Regions from separate parts of the Homo sapiens genome. Here region 2 is linked to region 1. A link is an interaction called in ENCODE POLR2A ChIA-PET data of the cell type or tissue named here. Cell type or tissue: GM12878. All regions are shown on one strand. Links, peaks and the distances in the headings refer to the core of each region. The heading gives the core; the rest is flanking DNA.

What was found. ChIA-PET counts read pairs that join two places held together with the same protein. Peaks named below come from ENCODE experiments on the same cell type or tissue, not always from the same donor. Only the 100,000 strongest peaks of a DNase experiment are listed, where the experiment ranks them.
Region 2: POLR2A ChIA-PET joins it to region 1 with 5 read pairs; 2 of 35 experiments call an interaction of 5 or more read pairs at or near these places.

The regions. Positions count from the first base shown.
Region 1 is chr13:41,806,349-41,815,719 of GRCh38, forward strand. VWA8 (von Willebrand factor A domain containing 8) reads right to left here. Exons shown (of 45, transcript NM_015058.2): 17 at 4,877-4,992. It also overlaps the pseudogene RN7SL515P. Among named protein-coding and RNA genes, the nearest start is that of VWA8, 150 kb to the right of the region's middle. RefSeq lists an enhancer at 6,564-6,613. In GM12878, for the core only: no CTCF peak of the experiment used is centred there; DNase peaks (open chromatin) are centred at 5,403 and 6,733; H3K27ac peaks cover 1,162 bases.
Region 2 is chr13:41,925,992-41,935,362 of GRCh38, forward strand. All of the region lies in intron 2 of VWA8 (von Willebrand factor A domain containing 8), which reads right to left. It also overlaps the pseudogene KARS1P1. Among named protein-coding and RNA genes, the nearest start is that of VWA8, 30 kb to the right of the region's middle. In GM12878, for the core only: no CTCF peak of the experiment used is centred there; no DNase peak of the experiment used is centred there; H3K4me3 peaks cover 613 bases; H3K27ac peaks cover 790 bases.

The DNA.
Region 1 (9,371 bases), core at 825-8,824:
ATTAGTACAAGAAAAGAGATAATAAACATCAGAGCAGAAACAAATAAAATTTAAATTAAACATGCAAAGGATAGGCTGGGCGCAGTGGCTCACGCCTGTAATCCCAGCACTTTGGGAGGCTGAGGCCAGCGGATCACAAGGTCAGGAGATCGAGACCATCCTGGCCAATATGGTGAAACCCCATCTCTACTAAAAATGCAAAAAATTAGCTGGGCATGGTGGCACGTGCCTGTAGTCCCAGCTGCTTGGGAGGCTGAGGCAGAAGAACAGCTTAAATCTGGGAGGCAGAGGTTGCAGTGAGCCAAGATCATGCCACTGCACTCCAGCCTGGGCAACAGAGCAAGCCTCTGTCTCAAAAAAAAGAAAAAAAACTACAAAAATTAGCTGAGTGTGGTGGCACATGCCTGAAATCCCAGCTACTCAGGAGGCAGAGGCAGGAGAATTGCTTGATCCCTGGAAGGGGAGATTGCAGTGAGCTGAGGTCGTGCCACTGCACTCCAGTCTGGCAACAGAGTGAGACTCCATCTCAAAAAAAAAAAAAAGGAAAAGATTAATGAAATGAAAAGTTAGTTTTTTGCAAAGATAAAATTGACAAACCTTTACTCCAACTAAGAAAAAGGAAGATTCAAATAAATAAAATCAGAGATGAAAAAGGAGACGTTAGAACTGTTACCACAGAAATACAAAGGATCATTAGAAGCTACCATGAGAAACTATATGCCAACACATCGGAACACCAAGAAGAAACGGAGAAATTCTTAAACACACACAACCTCTCAAGATTGAACTACGAAGAAATAGAAAATGTGAACAAACCAATAACAAGTAACGAGATTGACACCATAACAAAAAGTCTTCAGCAAAGAAAAGCCTGGGCCCTGATCGCTTGCCTGCTGAATTTGACCAAACATTTATAGAAGAACTAATACCAATCCTACTGAAACCATTCTGAAAAATAGAGGAGGAGGGAATATTTCCAAACTTGTTCTACAAGGCCACTATTACCCTGATACCAAAACCAGAGAAGACACATCAAAAAAAAAGAAAACTACAGGCCAATATCCTTGACAAATGTTGATGCAAAAATCCTCAATAAAATAGTAGCAAGCCAAACTCAACAACACATTATAAAGATCATTCATCATGACCAAGCGGGATTTATGCCAGGGATGCCAGCATGGTTAAACACATGCATATCAGTCAATGTGATGCATCATATCAACAGAAGGTAAAACAAAAACCATGTGATCACTTCAATTGATGCTGAAAAAGAATTTTATAAAATTCAACATCCCTTCATGATGAAAACCCTCCAAATGATGAGGATAGCTGGGCACAGTGGTGCATGCCTGTAGTCCCAGCTACTCAGGACACTGAGGCAAGAGAATGGCTCGAGCCCAGGCGTTCTGGGTTGTAATGCACTATACTGACTGGGTATCTGCACTAAGTTCAGCATCAATATGGTAATCTCCCAGGAGCGGGGAACCACCAGGTTGCCTAAGGAAGAGTGAACTGGCTCAGGTCAGAAAAAGAGCCAGTCAAAACTCCTGTGTCGATCAGCAGGGAGATCGCGCCTGTGAATAGCCACTGCACTACGATCCGTTGTCTACAACAAGCACACTTCACATATGATGATACATAGACTGAAAATAAAGGGACAGAAAAAAATATTCCATGTCAAATGAAACAAACCAACAAACAAAAAACAGGAGTCACTATACTTATATCAGACAAAATAGACTTCAAGACAAAAACTATACAGCCTGGCAACAAAGTGAGACTCCATATTTAAAATCACTAACAAAATAAAAATAAACTTTTTTAAAAAAACACTGAGTATAGAAGGAACATACCTCAACACAATGAAAGCCATATATGACAGACCTACAGCTAGTATCATACTTGTGTTAGTCCGTTTTTGTACGACTATAAAGAAATATCTGAGACTGAGTAATTCATAAAGAAAAGAACTTTAATTGGCTCATGGTGCTGTACAGGACACATGACGCTGGCATTTTCTTGTCTTATGGGGAGGCTTTAGGAAACTTAAAATCATGGCAGAAGGCAACGGGGGAACAAGCACTTCACATTGTCAGAGCAGGAGAAAGAGAGAGAGGCAGGGAGGTACCACAAACTTTTAAACAACCAGATCTCATGAGAACTCACTCACTGTCATGAGACCATCACCAAGGGGAAATCCACCCCCATGATCCAGTCATCTCCCACCAGGCCCCACCTCCAACACTGGGGATTAGAATTAGACACAAGATTTGGGCAGGGACACAGATCCAACCCATATCAATACTGAATCGGAAAAACTGGAAGCCTTTCCTCTAAGATCTGAAACAAGGCAAGGATACACACTTTCACCTCTGTTATCCAACACAGTAGTGGAAAACCTACCTAGAGCAACTGGATACAAGAGAGAAATGAAAAGTACTCAAACTGGAAAGGAAAAAATTACATTATCCTTGTTTGCAGATGATATGAGCTTATACTTGAAAAAAAAACCTAAAGACTCCAACAGAAACCTATTAGAATTGATCAACAAATTCATTAAAGTTGCAGGACACAAAATCAACATACAAAAATCAGTAGCGCTTCTGTATGTCAAAAGTGAACAATGTGAAAAAGAAATAAAAAAAGTAATCCAATTTACAACAGCTACAAATAAAATAATATATATAAGAATAAACTTAACCAAAGAAGGGAAAGACCCCTACAATGAAAACTATAAAACACTGATGGAGGAAATTGAAGAGGATGCTAAAAAATGGAAAGATATTCCATATTTATGGATTGGAACAATCAATGCTGTTAAAATGTCCATACTACCACAAACAATCTACAGATTAAATGCAATCCCTATCAAAATATTAATGACATTCTTTACAGAAATAGAAAAATAATCCTAAAATTTATATGAAACCACAAAGACCCAGAATAGCCAAAGCCATCTTGAGCAAAAAGAACAAAACTGAACCAATCATATTACCTGACTTCAAATTATACTATAGAGCTATGTAACCAAAACAGCATAGTACTAGCATAACAGATACATAGACCAATGGAACAGAATAGAGAACCCAGAAACAAATCCATACACCTACAGTGAACTCATTCTTGACAAATGTGTCAAGACCATACATTGGGGAAAGGAGAGTTTCTTCAATAAATGGTGCTGGGAAAACTGGATATCCATAAGCAGAAGAATGAAAGTAGACCCTATCTCTTGCCATATACAAAAATCAAATCAAAATGGATTAAGAATTAAATCTAAGACCTCAAACTATGAAACTACTAAAAGAAAGCATTGGAAAAACTCTCCAAGACATTGGTCAGGACAAATATTTCTTAAGTAATTCCCCACAAGCATAGGCAACCAAAGCAAAAATGGGACAAATAGGATCACATTGAGTTAAAAAGCTTCTTGGGCAGCAAAGGAAATTGTCAATGAAGTGAAGAGACAACCCACAGAATGGGAAAAAATATTTGCAAATCATCCATCTGACAAGGGATTGATAAAATATATGAATTTAAACAACTCAGTAGGAAAAAGCCTAATAATCTGATTATACAATGCATGAAAGATCTGAATAGAAATTTCTCAAAAGAAGAGATACAAATGGCACACAGGTATATGAAAAGGTACTCAACATCACTGATGACTAGAGAAATGCAAATCAAAACTATAATGAGGTATCACCTCACCCCAATTAAAATGGCTTTTATCCAAAAGATAGGCAATAACAAATACCAGCAAGTAAGTGAAGAAAAGGGAACCCTTGTACACTGTGGGTGGAAATGTAAATTAGTATAACCACTATAGAGAACTATATGGAGTTCCTCAAAAAAAGAAGAAAAAAAAATAACTAGAACAACCATATGACACACCAATCCTAGGTATAGGCTAGGTATATGCCCGGTATATGCCCAACAGAAAGAAAATCCATATATTGAAGAGAGGTCTGTGCTACCATGTTTATTGAAGCACTATTCACAATAGCTAAGATTCGGAGGCAACCTAAGTGTTCATCAACAGACAAATGGATAATGTTGTACACACACACAATAGAGTACTGTTCAGCCATAAAAAAGAATGAATGAAGTTCTGTCATTTGCAACAACATGGATGGAACTACAGCACATTATTTAAACTGAAATAAGCCATGCATAGAAAGACAAACTTCACATGTTTTCACTCATTTCTAAAAGCTAAAAATTAAAACAATAGAATTCACAAAGAGAGACTAGAAGGATGGTTACCAGAGGTGGGAAGGGTAGTGAGAATTGGGGAAGGGAATGGTTAATGGGTACAAAAACATAGATAGAATGAAGATCTAGTATTTGATAGCATAACAAGGTGACTATAGTCAACAATTTATTGTTCATTTTTAAGTAACTAAAAGTATAATTGGAACGTTCATAATGCAAAGAAATGATAAATGCTTAGGGTGATAGATATGGCATTCACCCTGTTGTGATTATTACATATTCTATGCCTGTATCAAAGTATCTCATGTACCCCATAAATATATACTGACCATGTACCCATACAAATTAAGGATAAAAATTTATTTTATTTTATTTTATTTTTAATAAATAAAAGAGGTTTTATTTTGGCTCATGGTTCTGCAGGCTGTACAGGAAGCATAGTACCAACATCTGCTTCTGGTGATGCTGGGACCAAAAATTAATTTTAAAAGATAATATGTTGTATTAAATAAGTTCTAATCAGTGAAGGCAAGGCTGAAATAGCTCTACATTCAGACCAATATATTTTGAAGAATTGGGAATATGCACCATCAGTTAAACTTATCTTATAGTTTTAGTGAAGATCCAGAAACTTACACGCAGTGAGAAAGAATATGTTTACCTGGAAAGGCAGGCTTTAGTAACAGCACTGTGAAGATTTTCATTAGGATACTGTGACAGCCGACGAGAAATTCGCAACAGTTGTCTGGTAGAAAGTGATGCCGCTAATGATTGTGCCTATCAAAAGACAAATACATTGTGTTAAGAGTCTTGTTTCAACTTGCTAAAGTCCCTTTAGATGGATATCACAGCAGAATTCATTATTACTGAAGGGGTAAGGCCAAACTTAAAGTATGTGCTGTTAATTAATTACAAATCAAAATAAACAGAAACCAATTTACACTTAAAACATCCTTGAAGATAGTTTTTAAAAAATCTAAAGTATTTATCAATTAAATTTAATTAATGTATTTTAATTGTGCTAAGTTGGAGATGGGAGGGGCAATGGGGGAAGGATGTTACATAACAAAGGTCACACTGGACTTAGGCTGTATGATTGACTGTTCACTTTTTCTCCTTACACAAAGCCAAGGTGTTAAGATACCACGGAAATGTTTAAAGCTTTAAGCAAATCGGTGGTTTCTAAAATAGCCAAAAAGAGTTGTAAACAATTTAGGCTGTTGGCCACAGAGGTGTCAACCAATTTGTCACTTGTGCTGCAGCTTGCTGTTTTGAATCCTTCCCCTATGCTGTCAGAATACTTTCACTTTGCTATATTACATTTCCCAAAATTCCACGAATAGAGTTGCTAGTACAGAACTCAGGACATGGTCAGTACTCAATAAATATTTGTTGAAATTCTTTTGGCAGGCAGCATAACATAATGGTAAAGTTTATAGGCTTTTGAATCAGATAAGTCGGTATCCTATTTATTAGCTGTGTTACCTTGGCAAATTACTTAACCTTTCCAAGGCTCAGTTCCCTCAACTTTAAAATGGCAATAGTAATGCCCTCACCTTTAAGGTTGTTATGAAGGTTAAATTAGAAAATGATTCTAAAGTGCTTAGCACATGTCACACACATATGGGTGCTCAACGAATGGCAACAACTGTTATTTAAAAATCAGCCTCTTCAAAATGAAAACAAAAAACCCAGCAGAGAAAGGTGATGGGACCTACATATTAGCATATATTTAGTAAATGAGATTATTACTGGCCTAATTCCTAACTTAGATCAGCAGCATTAGAAGACAGTGATTATCACTGAAAACCACAGGACAGAAGCACTTTTGAAGCAACTGGACCTTTGGGAGGGCAAGGCAGGTCAGTATGAAATGTCACAGAGGGTGATAAGGGCAGTAAAGTGGCCCTGAGAACTCAAGGGCCTAGAAAAGAGGACTCTATGAAATTAACAAAGGGTTCAGAATGGATGAGGGGAGAATGTCAAAGACACACTGCACATTTGCTTGTTTTAATGTTCCACCTAAGGTCATCTCCGTATGTCCCAAAGAAGAAAAAAATAATTTATTTATCCTTCCTTGTGTATTTCACATCTCCATAAGATATTGGTTTGCTGTTAGTATTCTATCTCAGCTACAACATTAGTATTATATTTCCTTTGGGAATTAGGTTGGAAGCATGACCACCACATATCCTTTCTTCTATTAAAAAACACATTCTAAGTTTCAAAGAACTCAATTACAAGCAGACATTGGTCCATTCTTGTTTTCAATTAATTTGCATTCCAGATATGGAGACAATATTCAAATATAATAAATCATAAATTACAATTCAAAATAGTATATACTTCAATGCTAAAATAAGTGGAACAGTAGACAGCTGTTATAGGCAGTTAAAATATTCAAATGGGCATGAGAAATCCTCTCATCAAAGGCATGAAAGCAAAAGTAATGGAACCACAAGTAGAACATGAGGAAATGAGACCAGCTTTACTAGAAGGTCCTGCTGGAAGGCTTGCTCTCAAACAACAAAGACCTATGAATGACACTCTGACGGGTTTGGCTTTATTCTTAAAGGCACTAGGATTCTGCTATGTGTAAAGTCGTAACATGATTTTCAAATCAGGTTATTACTAGCCTACTTCCTAATTTAAATCAGCAGCAGCATAGAAAGTGGATGAAGGACAGAGAGAACTGAGACAGGAAACAGAAAGCTACTTCAATAATCTGCCTATAAAAGGAAAAAGTCCTACAGTAAGGTTATGGCAACAAGAATGGAGAGGTAGGATACAACAAACTTGGCAACTGACTTGCTATGAGAAAGAAACATGTATTGAGGATAAAATTCAGGCAATGTGACTGATATCAAAAGTCAAATATAACTCAGAAATTCCCATTTTTAATACCTAGGACCATGAAAAATTCATATTTTAATCATAAAAAATATTTGACAAATGACTCTAACCAGAGGATTCTTATAAGAGTCCTGTTAAACCATAGGGTATAACATTCTAATCTCATTCTAAGCATGACACTGAATTCAGGCTTCACATTTCATTCCAGTCATCAATAAGGAATGCTCATATATTTGAACACCAATTCTCCAGTTCTTCTAGTTGAAAGCACCAAAATGCTTTGCAGTAATAACCAGGGTTGAGAAAATGAGAGATAAGCTTTGTGTTGAGCCATTTAAGTGTTGAATAAAGGGTTTGGTAATCTCTGCTCTCACATTATTATCAATTAAAAATTGAGAGTATACTTTAAAAATTCCTAATGTATTTAACATTTATATCAAATTTCTAACTGCAGTTTTATCTTGCAAAAAAAAAGGGGGGCGGTGAAGATATGAAGCACATTCCCCTAGTTACCATGGTTATACAGTTTAAGAGTACACCTCGAAGGGGTTGTTCATATTAACATGATTAGTAATACTTCAGCTTAAAAACATAAAGGTTCTCATCAGAAATTATTAAACATTATTTTTCTATTCTTCATTTTTATAAAAGAATGAAAATGTAGCATGTTCTAAAGGAGAGAAAACTCTAGGGACAATCTGTTAATAAAATTTTAATTAATCAATTTATTCATTAATTCACCAAAGATTTAAGTGTCTATTATGTGCCAGGCCGCAGGCTGGGAAATGGGACTTAGTCTCAAGGAGCTCAAATAGCAACTGGGGAAATAAAAGTAAATTATAATACAACTGCAATAGGTCAACAATATATAATACAACTTGCAAATATATGTCAAGTGTCATGAAAGCAGATTGGAGATATTAGTTACTGCTGCCTAAGGGGGCTGAGAGAGACTTAAGAGAAGAGAGAAACTAAGGGACAACTGGATGTAGGGAAAGCACATTCTAGGCATTATCTAAGGCAGAGACATTTGAGTATAAGCGGTATTAGAAAATAGCAAGAAGCTAAGTGTGGGAAGAGCTGAGGATGCTTCAAGAGAGTTTGTAGAAACTGAGGCCTGATGAGCAGCTTAGGGTCAGAGGGAACTCAGCAGGCATGTTTAGCAGGCTGTCTTCAGTCTACAGGCAAAGAGAGTCAATCCCTTAACGGTTTTAAACAAGGGGAAGAACTTAGGAAATGGATTTGGGAAAGATCATTCCAGGGACAATATGGAAGATTCATCCATCCATTTATTTAACAGATACTTGTGGAATACATTACTAATCTCTAACTTTGTTCTCTGTAGTATTGCCAACATTTGCAACTTTGCACAGTAGGAACACTGTGCAAATCAGGAATAGCTACTGTGCAAAGTTCCAGATGCTGGGGAGACTACAGGGAACAAAGAAAAAACCCCTGCAATCCTGGAACTGAAATCCGAGAGAAGGAAGATAGACAACAAAAAATTAGTGAGTAAAACATACATTATGTCAAAGAGTAAGAAGCCCTATAAAGAATCTTAAAGCAGAAAGAGGGATAGAAATAAAATGGAATAGAAATTTGACTCTAGAGAGCTTCAGGAAGGCCTCACAGAAAAGGTGACCACCTGAGCAAATCCCAAAAAGGAAAGTGAGTAAACATGCAGCTATCCAGGGAAGAATAATCTAGGTAGAGGAAAACACCAAGTGGCAAAGGCCCTGAGGCAGGCACTAGTAAGTTCAAGGAAAAACAAAGACACCACTGTAGCTAAAAACAATGGGTAAAGGAGAAAGTATTTGGAATGAGGCCCCAGAGGGGGATTAAGTATTTGGAATGAGGCCCCAGAGGGGACCTGTGACAGCCAGAAAGTGACCACCCTTATCCTCCCAAAAATCCACATCCTAATCTCTGGAAACTGTCAATGTTACTTTCTATGGCAAAATTGACTTTGCAAATAAGATTAAGATAAGGATTTTGAGATGTGGAGATTATGTTGCACTATGTGTGTGGACCCTAAATGTAATCCTCCTTGTAGGAGGGAGAAAGAGGGAGATTTGACACAAACACAGGGGAGAAGGTAATGTAAAGATGAAGGCAGGATTGATATGGTGAGTCCACTAGTCAAGGAATGCTGGCAGCCACCAAAACCCAGAAGGGGCAAGGAATAGATTCTCCCCTGGAGCCTCCGATGGAGTGCAGCCTTGCTGACACTTTGATTCTGGCTCAGTCATACTGATTTCAGACTTTTGTTGTCCAGACAAAGAAAAAATAAATTTCTATTATCT
Region 2 (9,371 bases), core at 122-8,121, 120 kb after region 1:
CATGCTAAAAGAGCTTCTGAGGGAAAGTTCATCTTCTATGACCTTCAAGGAGAGGGGGTCAAGTTGCAAGTCATGGTGAATCCCAGAAATTATAAATCAGAAGAATTTATTCATATTAGTAAGAAACTGCATCAAGGAGACATAATTGGAGTTCAGGGGAACCCTGGGAAAACCAAGAAGGGTGAGCTGAGCATCATTCCTTATGAGATCACACTGCTGTCTCCCCACATGCATATGTTACCTCATCTTCACTGTGGCCTCAAAGACCAGGAAACAAGGTATCATCAGAAATACTTGGACTTGATACTAAATGATTTTGTGAGGCAGAAATTTATCATCTGCTCTAAGATCATCACATGTATAAGAAGTTTCTTGGATGAACTGGGATTCCTAAAGATTGAAACTCCCATGGTGAACATCATCCCGGGGGAGCTGTGGCCAAGCTTTTCATCACTTATGACAATGCGCTGGACATGAGAATTGCTCCGGAACTCTATCATAAGATGCTAGTGGTTGGTGGCACCAAGCAGATTTATGAAACTGGATGCCAGTTCCAGAATGAAGGGATTGATTTGAGGCACAATCCTGAGTTCACCACCTGCGAGTTCTATATGGCCTATGCAGACTACCACAATCTCTTGGAAATCACAGAGAAGATGGTTTCAGGGATGGTAAAGCATATTACAGGCAGTTACAAGGTCAGCTACCACCCAGATGGCCCATAGGGCCAGGCCTATGATACTGACTTCACCCCACCCTTCCAGAGAATCAGCATGGTAGAAGAACTTGAGAAAGCCCTGGGGGGTAAAGCTGCCAGAAACTAACCTCTTTGAAACTGATGAAACTTGCAAACTTCTTAATGATATCTGTGTGGCAAAAGCTGTTGAATGCCCTCTACCTTGGACCACAGCCAGGCTCCTTGACAAGCTTGTAGGGGAGTTCCTGGAAATGATTTGCATCAATCCTACATTAATCTGTGATCATCCACAGATAATGAGCGCTATGGCAAATGGCACCGCTCTAAAGAGAATCTGTCCAAGCACTTTGAGCTGCTTGTCATGAAGAAAGAGATAAGCGATGCCTAAACTAAGCTGAATAATCCTGTGCCGCAGCAGCGGGTTTTTGAACAACAGGCCAAAGCCAAGGCCACAGGTGATGATGAGGCCATTTCACAGATGAAAACTTCTGTACTGCCCTGGAATACGTACAGGCATGGGCATTGACCAAGTCACCATTTTTCTCAAAAGATTCCAACAACATCAAGGAAGTACTTCTATTTCCTGCTATAAAACCCAAAGACAAGGAGAATGTAGCAACCACTGATATGCTGGAAAGCACAACAGCTGGCACTTCTGTCTAGAAAATAATAATTGCAAGTTGTATAAGTCAAGCATCTTTGCACATCTGCAAAAGATCAAGGTCTGCAAGGGAATTCTTGTGTGTTGCTTTCCATTTGACTACCACAGTTCCATTCAGCCATCAGAAGAGAGACAAGGAATTAAGAATTTCTTTTTATTCCTTGTTACCAAATAAACCATTTGTCTCCTCTCAAAAAAAAAAAACTATAAGATGTTTTATGTAAGCCTCATCATACCTGCAAAACAAAAAAGTATAGCAGATACAAAAACAATACAGAGAAAGAAATCAAAGCATAGTGTTATAGAAAATCATCAAATCACAGAGGGTAACAACAGAGAAAGAAAGGAACAAAGGATCTACAAAACAGCCAGAAAACAAATAACACAATGGAAACAGTGAGTCCTTACCTATAAATAATTATCTTGAATGTAAATAAATTATCTAAGAGTGGCTGCATGGATTTAAAAAAAGGGGGGAATTCAATTATATGCTGCCTACAAGAGACCCACTTTAGCTTTAAGGACAGACAGGACAAATGTAAAGGGATGGAAGAAGATAAGATATTCTATGGAAATGGTAACCAAAAGAAAGCATGAATGGCTATACTAATATCTAATAAAATAGACTTCACGTCAAATTCTGTCACAAGAGACAAAGAAGGTCATTATTTAATAATAAAGGAGTAAATTCTTCAAGGGAACATAACAATTATAAATATATATTCACCCAACACTGTAGCACCTAAATACATTAAAGCAAATATTAATGGACATGAAGAGATAAAGAGCAATACAATAATCATAGAGGACTTCAATTCTCAATTTTCAACAAAGGATATATCAACCAGACAGAAAATTGATAAGGAAATACTGAGTTTGAATTGCACCTTAGACCAAATAAGCCTAACAGACATATTTGAAATTTTTCATCCAACATCAGCAGTATACACATTTATCTCTAGCATACATGAAATGGTCTCCAAAATTGTCCATGTTAGGCCAGAAAACAAGCCTTAACAAATTTAGAAAACCAAAATCATATCTAGTATCATTTCAGATCATAATGATATGAAACTAGAAAACAGTAACAGGAAGAATCCTGGAAAATTTACAAATATGTGAAAATGAAACAACATGCTCTTGAACAACCAGTGGGCCAAGAAGAAACCAAAAGGGAAATTTTAAAATATCTTGAGACAAATGACAATGGAAACACAGCATGCCAAAACCTGTGGGATGTAGCAAAAGCAGTTCTAAGAGCAAAGTTTACAGCAATAGATGCCTACATTAAAAAGATTCTGAACAGTTGAACGTTATGCCTCAAGAACTCGAAAAAAAGAAATAAACCCAAAGTTAGCAGAAGAAAGGAAATAAACATCATAACAGAAATAAATCAAATAGAAAACAGAAAAACCATAGACAGAATCAACAAAACTAAGAGGTTTTTTGAAAAAATAAAACTGATAAACCTTCAGCTTGTTTAAGGGAAAAAAAAAAGAGAAGACTCAAATAAATAAAAAGTGAAAGTAAAGACATTACAACAGATGCCTCAGGAATAAAAAGGAACATAAGGGACACAAATAAATGGAAAATATCCCATGTCCATTAATATTGTGAAGATGTATATACTATCCAAAGCAGTATACAGATTCCATGCAATACCTTTCAAAATCCCAATGGCATTCTTCACAGATAGAAAAAACAATCCTAAAATATATGTGTAAAAATACAAAAGATCTCAAATAGCCAACATTTCTGAGAAAGAAAAACAAACTTGGAAACATCACACTTCTTGACTTTAATTTTTTTTTTTTTTTTTTTTTTGAGATAGGGTCTCACTCTGTCACTCAGGCTGGAGTGCAGTGGCACAATCATAGCTCACTGCAGTCTCAACCTCCCAGGCTTAAGCAATCCTCCCACCTCAGTCTCCCAAGTAGCTGGGGCTACAGGTGTGTGCCACCACATCCAGCTAATTAATTTTTTTATAGAGACAGGGCCTCACTATGTTGCCATGGCTGATCTTGAACTCCTGGGCTAGAGCAATCCTCCTGCCTTGGCCTCCCAAGGTACTGGGATTACAGGCATGATCCACAGCACTCAGCCCTGTGTTACAAATTATGTGTGTATCAAAATATCACACTTACCCCAGAAATATGTGCAACTAGTATGTATCAGTTTTTAAAAAGGTATGATACTGGCAAAAAAAAGACAGACACATAGACCAGTATAACAGCATAAAGAGCCTAGAAATAAATTCAAACATATACAGTCAACCAATTTTTGACAAGGGCATCAAGGACCCAATGGGGAAAGGATAGTCTCTTCAATAAATGGTGCTGAGAAAACTGGATTTCCACAGGCAAAAGAATGAAATCAGACCTTTAACCTATACCATATACAAAAATCAACTCTAAATGTAAGACCTGAAATATAAAATTCCTAGGAAAAAAGCTCCTGGACATTGGCCTTGGCAATGATTTCTTTTTTATTATCTCAACCAAAAGCTCAAACTACAAAAGCAAAAACAAATAAGTGAGACTACATAAAACTAAAAATCTTTTGCACAGCATAGAAAACAATCAACAAAATGAAAAGGTAACTTATCAATTAGGAAAAAAACATTTGCAATCCATATATCTGGTGAGGGGCTAATATCCAAATTTATAAAGAATTCATATAATTCAATAGTAGAAAAACAACCCAATTTAAAAATGGGCAAAGGATTTGAATTCTCCAAAGAAGGTGTAAAAATGGCCAACAGGTATATGAAAAGGTGCTCAACATCATTAAATCAGGAGTCAGGGAAATACAAATCAAAACCACAATGAGATACCACCTCACATGTGTTAGCACGGCTATTATCAAAAAATCAAAAGATAAATGTCGGCAAGGGTGTGGAGAAAAGAGTGCGCACTGTTGGTAGACATGTAAATTGGTACAGCCATAATGGAAAACAATGTGGCCATTTCTAAAGAAATTAAAACTAGAAATACTATATGACTCAGCAATTCTTCTGGATATATACCCAAAGGAAATAAAATCACCTCATAAAGATATCTGTACTCCATGTTCGTTGAAGCACTATTCACAATAGCAAAGATACGGAAACAACCAAAATGTCAATGGATAAATGAATAAAGAAACCATGATACAGGTTGAGCAGCTCTAATCCCAAAATCATTAATTCAAAATACTCTAAAATCTGAAATGTTCTGAGTGTCGACATGACACCACAGGTGAAAAATTCCACACATTTGACTGCATGTGATAGGTCGCAGTCAAAAAGCAGGCATTCAACACCCAATTTACTAAGCATCCCCAAGGGAAAAACAGAACTACCTTCAGGCTACGTGTATAAGATATACATTAAACACAACTGGACTTCATGTTTAGAGTTGGGTCCCATCCCCGCAATGTCGCAAATATTCAAAAATTTTTAAAAATCTGAAATGCAAAATAACTCTGGTCCCAAGCATTTCAGATAAGGGATGGTCAGCTTGTATATCTACACAATATTTAGGCCAGGCACGGTGGCTCACGCCTGTAATCCCAGCACTTTGAGAGGCCGAGGCGGGCGGATCACGAGGTCAAGAGATTGAGACCATCCTGGCCAACATGGTGAAACCCCGTCTCTACTAAAAATACAAAAATTAGATGGGCATGGTGGCGCACGCCTGTAGTCCCAGCTACTCAGGAGACTGAGGCAGGAGAATCGCTTGAACCCGGGAGACGAAGGTTGCAGTGAGCCGAGATTGCGCCACTGCACTCCAGCCTGGGCAACAGAGTGAGACTCCGTCTCAGGGGAAAAAAAAAAAAAAAAAAAGAATATTTATTATTCAGCCTTTAAAAAGAAGGAAATCTTACCACTTGCCACAACATGAATGAAGTTGGAGGACATTATGCTAAGAGAAATAAACCAGACCCAGGGTTAAAAAAAAAAAAAAAAAAAAAAAAACCCCTACATGAGCTCACTTATATGTGGAATCTGGTTGGGGCGGTGGGGTGCAGGGGGAGTAAAAAACACAGAGATACAGAAAAAAAACATTGGTTACCAGGGGTAGGGGTGGGTAGGAAATGGGGAGATACAGGTCAGAGTATTTAAATAGCAGATATGTAAGATGACCAAGTCTAGAGATCTAATGTACAATATGAGGACTATAAGTAATAAAACTGTACTGTGAAATTGTATTGAAATTCCTCCTAAATGAGTAGTTTTTAGCTGCTTTTGCCAAACCAAAAAAAACATGAGTAACTATGTGAGATGATGGATATGTTAATTTGCTTCACTATAGTAACCATTTTACTATCTATATATATCTCATAACATCATGTTATATGTTACATATAAAAAATTAAAAAAAAAACTAACACATGGGCAAAGAAGAAATTAAAAGGGAAATTACAAAGCTTTTTGAACTGAATGAAAGTGAAAACAATGTATCAAAAATTTTAGCATTCCACTAAAGCTGTACTTGGGGAAAATTTTACAGCACTAATTGCCTATCCTGAGAAAACTGAAGTGTTTCCAATTAATGGCTTCAGCTTCTGCCTTAAAAGACTAGAAAAAGAAGAGAAAATGAGATCCAAAGAAAGAAAATAATATTCATCATAGCTTAAAAATCAATGCAATAGAAAACAAAAACACAAAGAAAAATGAATGAAACCAAAAGCTTGTTCTCTGAGACTAACAATAAAATTGACAAACCTCTGGTCAGACTATTAAGAGAGAGAAGACACAATTCACCAACATCATGAATGACAGAGAGACAGACAGACAGAAAATACAGATACTTCAGATATTAAAAGGATAATAAGTGGATATTGTTAAAAAAAAAACACTTATGCTAATGTATTCCACAACTTAGAAGAAATGAACAAAGTCCTTAAAAGAGTCAGCTCCTTTTTTAGTTGACACAATTAGGGATAACTTGAATGACTATATCTATGAAAGAAACTGAATTTACAGTTAATAACCTCCCGAAAAGAAAACCCTGGGCCAAGATGGCTTCACTGATGAATTCTACCAAACATTTAAGAAAAAATATCAATTTTATACAAATTCATTCAGAAAATTGAAGAGGAGGAAATTATTCCCAATTCATTCTATGAGGTCAGTATTACCCTCATATCGAAATCTGACAAAGACATGACAAGTAAGGAAAGCTGCAGATCAATATCCTTCATAGAGATGTACAAATCCTAAACAAAATGTTCACACACTGAGTCCAATAATATATAAAAAGACTCACACATTGTTACCAAGAGGGTCTTATCCCAGGAATGAGAAGTTGAAAAGTTAGCTTAACATCTGAAAATCAATCAATGTAATTCACCACATTAATAAACAAAAAAGAAAAAGAAAAAAAAACACAAGATCATATCAAAAGACACGGAAAAAGCACTTGATGACATCCAACATCTCTTCCAGATTAAAAACTCTAAGCAAACTATGAATAGAAAAAAACGTCCTTAACTTGATAAAGAACATCCTAAACCTTTACCTAACCTACTTAAAAATGAAAGACTAAAAACCCTTTCCCCCAACATCCGGAATAAGACGTTCTCTCTCATAACTTCTATTCAACATATTTTAATGTTTTATATAATAAATTACATATTAAAGAGATTTTAGCAAGTACAATAAGGTAAACACATAAAAGAAATCAGAAACATCCAGATTGGAAAGGAAAAAGTAGAGCTGTCTTTATTTATGGACATGATTGTTTATATAGAAAATGTGATGCAATCTACAAAAACAAGCTCTAGAACTAATAAGCGAGTTTTGCACGGCCTCAAGATTCAAGATTAGTATACAAAAATCAACTGTACTTCTATGTTTAAGTTAAAAAGACAATATCATTTACAATAACATCAAAAAGTATGAAATACTCAAAGCATAAAGCTGACAAAACATATGCAAGACCTGTACACTGAAAACAATACAACATTGCTGAGAGAAATTAAAGATCTAAATAGAGAAATATATCTTGTTCATGAGTTGGAAGTTTCAATAATATTAAGATAGCAATTATCTCCAAAATGATCTACAGATTTAATGCAATCCCCATTAAAAATCCCAGCAGGCTTTTTTGTTGTTTTATAAATTGACAAGTTGATTACAAATCACATATAGATGCAAAGAACTTAGAATAACCAAAACAACTTTTTAAAAGAACAAAGATGGAGAACTAACATTATCTGATTTCCAGACTAATTGTAAAGCTACAGTAGTCAAAACAGTGAGGCACTGATGTCAAGACAGAAAAATAGATCAATGGAACAGAACAGAGTCTAAAAACAGACTCACAATACACACAGGCATCAGACTTCTGACATAACTACAAAGGCAATTCAGTGAAGAAAGGATAGTCTTGTCAGGAAATGGAGCTGAAATAACTGGATATCCATATGCAAAAAATAAACTTTGACCCATACCCTATGCCACATACAAGAATTAACTCAAAAAAGGATGACAGACACAAATGTAAAATGCACAAGTACAACTACATCTAGAAAAAAATGAGAAAAGAAGTCTTTGTGACCCTCGGTTAACAAAGATTTTTTAGGATTTCTTAGGTGACACCAAAAGCACAATCCATAAAAGTAAAAACTTAGTAAGTTGGACTTCATTAAAATTTAAAACTCCTGCTCTTCAGAGAACACTATTAGGAGAATAAAAAGATAAGTCATAGACTAGAATAACATATTTGCAAATCTTATATCTGATAAAGTCCTTATATCCAGACTATATAAAGAAAAAGCAACTCAAAAAAAAAAAAACCACAAACAGCCCACCCAAAATGTAGGCAAAGATTTGACCAGACACTTTACAAAAGATATAAAGATGATAAATAAACACAGAAATAGATGCCTAACATCTTTAGTCACTAGGAAATGCAATTTAAAATCACTGTGAGATACTACTACATAACTATTTTAATGGTTAAAATTCAAAAGTCTGACCACACCAAGAGCTGGCAAGAATATGGAGGAACTGGAACTCTGATACACTGCTGGTGGAAATGTAAAATGATACAACCACTGTGGAAAACAGAATGGCATTTCTTAAAAAGTTAAACATCTACCGCATGATGCAGGTATTTACACAAGAAAAAAGAAAGCCTATGTCCATACAAAGACTTGTACATCAATGTTGAGAGCAGCTTTATTTCTAAGAGCCTATAACAACCCAAATGTCTACCAACATGTGGATATAGAAACAAATTGTAATATATCCATACAATGGAATACCACTTAGAAAGAAAAAAACTCAAAATCATTATGCTGAGTGATAAAAGCTAGACAGAAAAGTATATATGTTGTATGACTCCATTTATATAAAATTCTAGAAAATCCGAATAAATCTACAAAGCAGATTAATGATTCCTAGGCAATGGAGGAACCAGGAAACATTACAAAGAGGCACAAGTAAGCTTTTTGGGGAGATAAATTTATTTGATCAGTATTTTGATTATAGTAATGTTTCCTGGTTATATACATATGTAAAAACATCAAATTATACATTCTAAATATGTGCAGTGTATTGCATGTCAGTTATACCTAATAATACTGTTTTTAAAAATTAGAATTACATATATTATTAATAGTGTCTATTTAGGCTTATGGACAATTTTGGTTTTATCTTTTGTGTTTTTCAATGTTTTCCAAGTTTTTATGTTGATTATGTTTTATATTTGTAATAGGAACAAAAATTTATACTTCTTATGTTTTGAAAAACCATACTGCAAAGTAATAACAGCCATACTGGAAGCAAAGAACTGACATGCACGAAAGGAGCAATATGATTGGTGACATACCTCAGGGTAGTGTGGCTGGTCAAGAGATCACAATTTAATATCCAAAGTTCAACTTGCAGCTCAGCTTCCTAAAGTGCTTATGTATTAGGCATTGCTAAATTATAATTTGCTGAAGGCACCTTTGTTAGGCTTAGTATAGCTAGTCATATTTATGACAATGACAACCACAAACATAAAATAAAACCAAGGAATGAAC